2 separate regions of the Homo sapiens genome follow, and region 2 is linked to region 1. A link is an interaction called in ENCODE POLR2A ChIA-PET data of the cell type or tissue named here. Cell type or tissue: Caco-2. All regions are shown on one strand. Each heading gives the region's core, and the rest is flanking DNA. Links, peaks and the distances in the headings are about the cores only. Region 1 has its middle 41 kb from the start of LINC03141. Region 2 overlaps PARP11-AS1 (PARP11 antisense RNA 1).

Region 1 (2,916 bases), core at 147-2,646:
ACTGTAGTTTGAAGTAGACTGAAATCAGGGCTTGTGTCTACTGTGTCTTATTTATCTATCTGTCTTCCTATCATGCCCTCTATAGATCTAATGCAGTGCCTCGCACAAGGTGGCGTTGCATAAATGCTTGTATATTAACTGATTAATGTGCCTCCCACCCTCATGCTGGGAAGTGAGGATTTTCCACATTCTTTCAGAGTCCGTAGAAGGAACAGTCACCTTTCCTCTGGTCATTCTTGAGTCCCCGTCATCTCCAGGTGATTCTCTTCAGTGTAGCACAACTCCGTCTCTTTAATTCCTATTGCCCTCCATTTCTCATGCTTTCAGAATGGGTGATGCCTCTCCCTCCAACCCAGCACGTGAGTGTTGAGATCAGCTATAATTTTGAGGCCTTAAAAGAAATGCCCTGGGTTCATTAAATTCTAATTGCATTGATGGTGAGGAAAGATAGTTGCTTTAATTAAGAAAGACCTCCCTTGGCCAATGCTGTGGTTGTGGTGGTGGTAGTGGAGAGTGCTGTTGCTGCTGCTGTGACAAATGCTGATTATTTATGTGGTTTTCAGGGGAGTTCAGAAGCATCAGTTCACACCCACAGGCAGCCCAGTCTTTGTGTCTACCAAACATCTACAGTCTGTCATTACTTTCCTTGGGAACTTACCCAAGAGGGGAAACTTTTACCAGCTTTGGATCCTACTCAAAGTTCAGGGCACATGTCTTCCAGGAAAATAAAATCCCCCCAAATAACATACCTCTGAAGGGATTAATTCTGGTTCTAATTTCTCTTTAACAGTCTGTTTCTCAACAGACCAGGGCAGAGACCCCTTCTAAGACTGATATTGAGATTATTCCATAAATAGCCCTTTCTTTTGAATTAAACATGGTCTGCCAATGAGGCCCACTTTTAAAATACTCTTGACATTTTAGAAGAAGGCCACTTAGTGAGTTGTGAACCCTTAGGGTGGATTCATACCGAGATACTGCAGCTCCAGGATGCTTGAAGGTGGAGGGGATGTAAGAGATGCTAGGAAGGAATGTGAGGATGTGACGGTACCATGGGGAAGTCCTGCCAACTTTACCAGTTTTCCCAAGGCCATTTGAGAAAATGGAAAGCAGGATCCAGCTCAGTTCAGAAGCATCTAAACTTTGAGTAGCTCAGAAGCCAAATGATAAGTTGAAACTGTAATAAAAGGGCAAATCTAATTTATTTTGGTTTGCTTATTGAAGAACAAGAGAGGTAAGCTGAAAAAAGCACATCCGAGTCACACTTAGGCTTGCAAATGTGGAAAGATCCTACAAAGGCCAGTTTGCTACAGCATCTTTGGCTTAAACTTTTCCAAACCAGCAGCAGACATGCTTATTCTTTAATCTTGAGAAAAGAGTTTCTCCAGATTCCCTGGACAGCCCTCCTGGTGCCTTTCAACCCAGGCAGGTAGGAAGTTCCCTTAGCTACCCAGTGAAAATCCTCCTGCTTCCTGCAACACCTGTCCTCAATGAAGGGCAGGGAAGAGCTTGTCCTTCATTCCTCATGGACTTGCCTGCACTTGAACTGTCAGTCCTTCCTGGGAAAATGGTTTCTCTGGGGGGGGGTACAGATGTGTCCACAGCACCATTCCCCATGGCCAAGTGCCAAGTGACGAAAGTGTCGGGCCTTTTGAAATTGTCAGAGAAACTGATTTTCTTGTCAAGTCTCATCCTGTACAGTTGGAGGGCCAAATTCTACTTTCATGTTAGCTGCCACAGAGATCAAAGGCTGCTGACAAGGAGCTGAAGGGTTTGTGCCTGGTCTGCTTCAACCTTTCCTCAGTCCAGCATGGGGAATGCTCTTGGCTTTCGGCTTTCTTGAACTCTTATCGATCCTCCTTTGTGGGCCAACAGATGAAGGGCCTGGGAAATAATTTGAGGGATCTAACTCAGAGAGAACATTCTTACATATGCAGCGTGAGGGAGGTGAGAAACGAGAGAAGACAAGGTGAGGTATGCACAGAGCCATCCTTTGCCTCAGAAAATTCAGGCATACTAAAATAACAGGGATGTGGAGGCAGTATCAGAGGAGAAGAAAGGGTGAGATATCAGTGCCTGGTGGACACTAGAGGGTCTCTCTCCAGGGAATCTCCCAGCAGAAGGACTAGTCTTTTTGTTGCTCATCTTTGGGTATTGCATGAAGGTAGGGCACAAAGGAGATGACTTCTGAAGCCTCTTCTTACATCATGTAAGCCTTTGAGGGAGAGAGGAGAGTGAGTGATGAGCAAATTCAGGTCAGCAGCAACCTTAGATATATCTAAAGGTGTATAATAAGTCAAAGGTAAGACTGCAGGTAGGGGAGGTAGTGGTGCAAATGAGCATTGTAGAAATCATCCAGGTACACCAGGAAGGGGACCGTGGTGATAGATGAGGTGTGGAGCATGGCACCAGGAGAATAGTACTTCTGCATTCAAGAGGGCCCGTTGCTGGCTTTTCACTTTGAGCCTTCTCTTTGGTTTTTTGTGTTGCCCTCTGCTCTTTATCTACTTTTCCTTCTGGTTTTTTGTGTTGCCCTCTGCTCTTTATCTACTTTTCCTTTTCAATACCCCAAGTTTTTCTGACCAGAAGGAACCACCTACGTGCATTTCTTTACCCACAGGCAATCTGCAGACCTCCACTGAACCAGACAAGGTAGATTCTCATGGTATTAGGCATTATGGGAGACACGAAAATCTCAGAAATGGGAAGAGAAAACATCTCCAGAAAAAGAGATATGGCACTGGTGTCTGATGACACCATTAGCCTGGAAAGCTTCCTTTTTACCTGGCCTGATTGTTGGGGGCTGTAAGACCCCGAGGCCAGGACCCCTCTCTATCGAGGTGGCCATATCTTCCTATTCATTCTCAACTCATTTACTTACATGGCACTTATAATAATGTGCTATCCAATTCTATT
Region 2 (2,916 bases), core at 166-2,665, 160 kb before region 1:
TTCTAATGCATTCAGTGCAGATCATCTGATACTAAAAAATAATATTATCTGTGACATCTGGGTGTGGAAATGTTGAATTGTATTGTTATTGATCTGCATGTCTTGGGGGGTCCTCTCTCCCAGCTCTCCTTGCCTTTCCCACATTGAGTACTGTTCTGGGGATGCTTAATAAACATGGAGAAATACTGAATGAATTTGAAGCCATTATATATAATTTTTCTGATCAGAGCATTTGGGTAACTATGTAATACATGGTAGTTTCTCTTTCAATTTAGGAGTAACAGAAAGGTGAGCCATTGCTCAGGTAGCTTAATACTAGAAAGCATGTTATTTTAAAACGTATAATAATCCTTTATCTGAATAAAAGGATTTATTATACAATTGATAATGAAGTTCTTAAACTAGCTCACTTTCCTCCCCTGTCACCATAGATAAGGGATTTGAGAAAAGTTGCAGAATACACACAATTACTAATTGAACTCATCGATGCCAACCCTATCCTAATCTAACTTTCCCTATATTGGCCAAGACAGCCTAAATCTTTGGGTTGGAGGCCAGGTTTACATTTTATCTAAAAAGTGGCATAGTTACAGTTTTTAATAATAGAGAAACTATTTTTGTGTGTTCGATATCATACCAGATATACATCCCAGCAGACATGGATTGTTTAAATATGTGAGCGCGTGGAAAGGGAGGATTGGCCTCCCTGACCCCCAACACTGTGAAATGCTTGTTCCTAGTAAATTATAAGTTGCAATAAGTCAGTTAACACCGTAGAATCACACCATTGTCCTAATAGTAAAATAGCTGTGAGAAAAGACTTGTGATAAGATTGTAACATAGGAAAAATAATGCCTTTCCAAAAATCAACAGTGCACAAGCTCACAAAGCATGCCAGAAACAAAGCAGAGACAAGAAGTCATTCAATTGTTCAACATGTGCTGCTGAGCATCTACTGTGTACCAAACCCTGTTGAGAACATGGGCATTAGGGACGTGGAGTTATATAAAAGATATATAGGCCAGGCACGGTGGCTTACGCATATAATCCCAGCACTTTGGGAGGCCGAGGTGGGTGGATCACGAGGTCAGGAGATCGAGACCATCCTGGCAAACACGGTGAAACCCCATCTCTACTAGAAATACAAAAAAAAAAAATTTAGCTGGGTGTGGTGGTGGGTGCCTGTAGTCCCAATTACTTGGGAGGCTGAGGCAGAATGGCGTGAACCCGGGAGGCGGAGCTTGCAGTGAGCTGAGATTGTGCCACTGCACTCCAGCCTGGGGGACAGAGCAAGATTCTGCTTCAAGAAAAAAAAAAAAAAAAATATATATATATATATATATATATATAGAGAGAGAGAGAGAGAGAGAGAGACAGAGAGAGAGAGAGAGAGAGAGACCTTGCTCACAAAAAGGTCACATGCCATCTTAAGGGAGAGACAATCAAATAAACAGATCACACTCCGTGGGATGACAGGTGCTACAATAGTGATTTGTGTCTCCACTGTGGCCAGGGGCTGATACCAAAGGAGAAATGCAGGACAAAGTGAGGATCTTATTTCCTGGGCGGCATGCCCAGTCCAGCACTCACAGACACCCTTCTTCCTATTCCAGAGTCCTCCTCACACACATGAGAAGAGGCTCTAGCTTCCTTTGTGGTCACTACCTCTAGTCTTCAATCACCAAGAAAAAGTCAGGAGTTGAAAGGCCAAACCGTGTACCATTATAAGCAAAGCTGCAAACTGACAAGTCAGTCCAAGGCTTACAAAGCAGTGTTTGTACGGTGCTTTCATAGGCTTGGTTGGGGGTGATAAGTACAAATTTCCCACGCAAATATATGTAAAGCTGGTGTTTAGTAAGCTTGTAATAAACGGGAGTGTTTATAACTGCTAAACATAATGATAACACTGGAACTCTTTACAAGAAAGCAAAACTAAAAGTGTGTGAAGAAACTGCCCGGCCACGTGCTGGGCTGTCCCCATCATCAGGCCCGGGAACGTAAACTCCTGCACCTTAGCTCCCTCGTGATCGACAGTCATCCAGAAAGCATATCACCTAAGCCACATCTCCCCCTTTTCCCAAAGCCCTGTCAAAGCTCGTCACTTTGAGTCAAGGAAAGCACTTGCCCTGGGAAGTCCTTCCTGTGAAGCCACCCTTATCCCTGCCATGCCTGAGCCCCAGACCCTCAACCCACCTCAGCCTCCGTCCAGTTACAAATCCCAGGCCAGTCCATCGCCTGGACTCTGGCTTCCCCACCCAGTTTCTCCTCTTCTGCTCTGCCTTGTCACCTCCTTTCCTCCTTGCTCTCCTGCTGCATCGCTCGGGAAGAAAGCCTGCTCCCCGAGAGGCTGGGCAGCAGAGGTACGACCATGCTCTCCTTCTACCTGAGAAAACCCAGGCCCAGGGAAGCCTCGCCCCTTGTCCAGGGTCACATTTCTTGTAAGTATTACATACTAAATATGTAATACATGGGACATGCAGGGACTTGAAGCCATTTCATTCTACTGTGAATAGTAGAATATTATGTTTCAGGGTCTAGACCCGAAGTCATCAGCTCCAAGAGGAGACTCTAAGATTTCTCATGGTGACTAGAAGCCTGTTAGAACACCTCCTAGAGACACACAATTGCATCCAGACTTAGAGGCATGTGGGAAAAGTAAATAAGAAAGGGAATGAGGAAAGTAACACAAGATATCATTTATATGTTCTGCTTCAAATTGTCTTTTCTGAGGGGTTTTTAGGACACAATACATCACACTTCCCTGTCCCTTGTTGTATTCAATCTTTCCAAAAGCTATGGCAGTAATGAAGGGTCTGGAAATGTCCTTCCACCTGCCATGTGAAGCTTCCAGCTGAGCTACAAGGAAAACCTAGACAGACAATCTTGAGAACCACGTGGGTGCACCATCACCTCCAG

What was found. ChIA-PET counts read pairs that join two places held together with the same protein. Peaks named below come from ENCODE experiments on the same cell type or tissue, not always from the same donor. Only the 100,000 strongest peaks of a DNase experiment are listed, where the experiment ranks them.
Region 2: POLR2A ChIA-PET joins it to region 1 with 13 read pairs; 2 of 35 experiments call an interaction of 5 or more read pairs at or near these places.

Annotation. Positions count from the first base shown.
Region 1 is chr12:4,051,252-4,054,167 of GRCh38, forward strand. No RefSeq gene overlaps it. Among named protein-coding and RNA genes, the nearest start is that of LINC03141, 41 kb to the left of the region's middle. In Caco-2, for the core only: no CTCF peak of the experiment used is centred there; a DNase peak (open chromatin) is centred at 1,644; H3K27me3 peaks cover 136 bases.
Region 2 is chr12:3,889,427-3,892,342 of GRCh38, forward strand. The region is part of intron 1 of PARP11-AS1 (PARP11 antisense RNA 1); the gene reads left to right. Among named protein-coding and RNA genes, the nearest start is that of PARP11, 17 kb to the left of the region's middle. In Caco-2, for the core only: no CTCF peak of the experiment used is centred there; no DNase peak of the experiment used is centred there.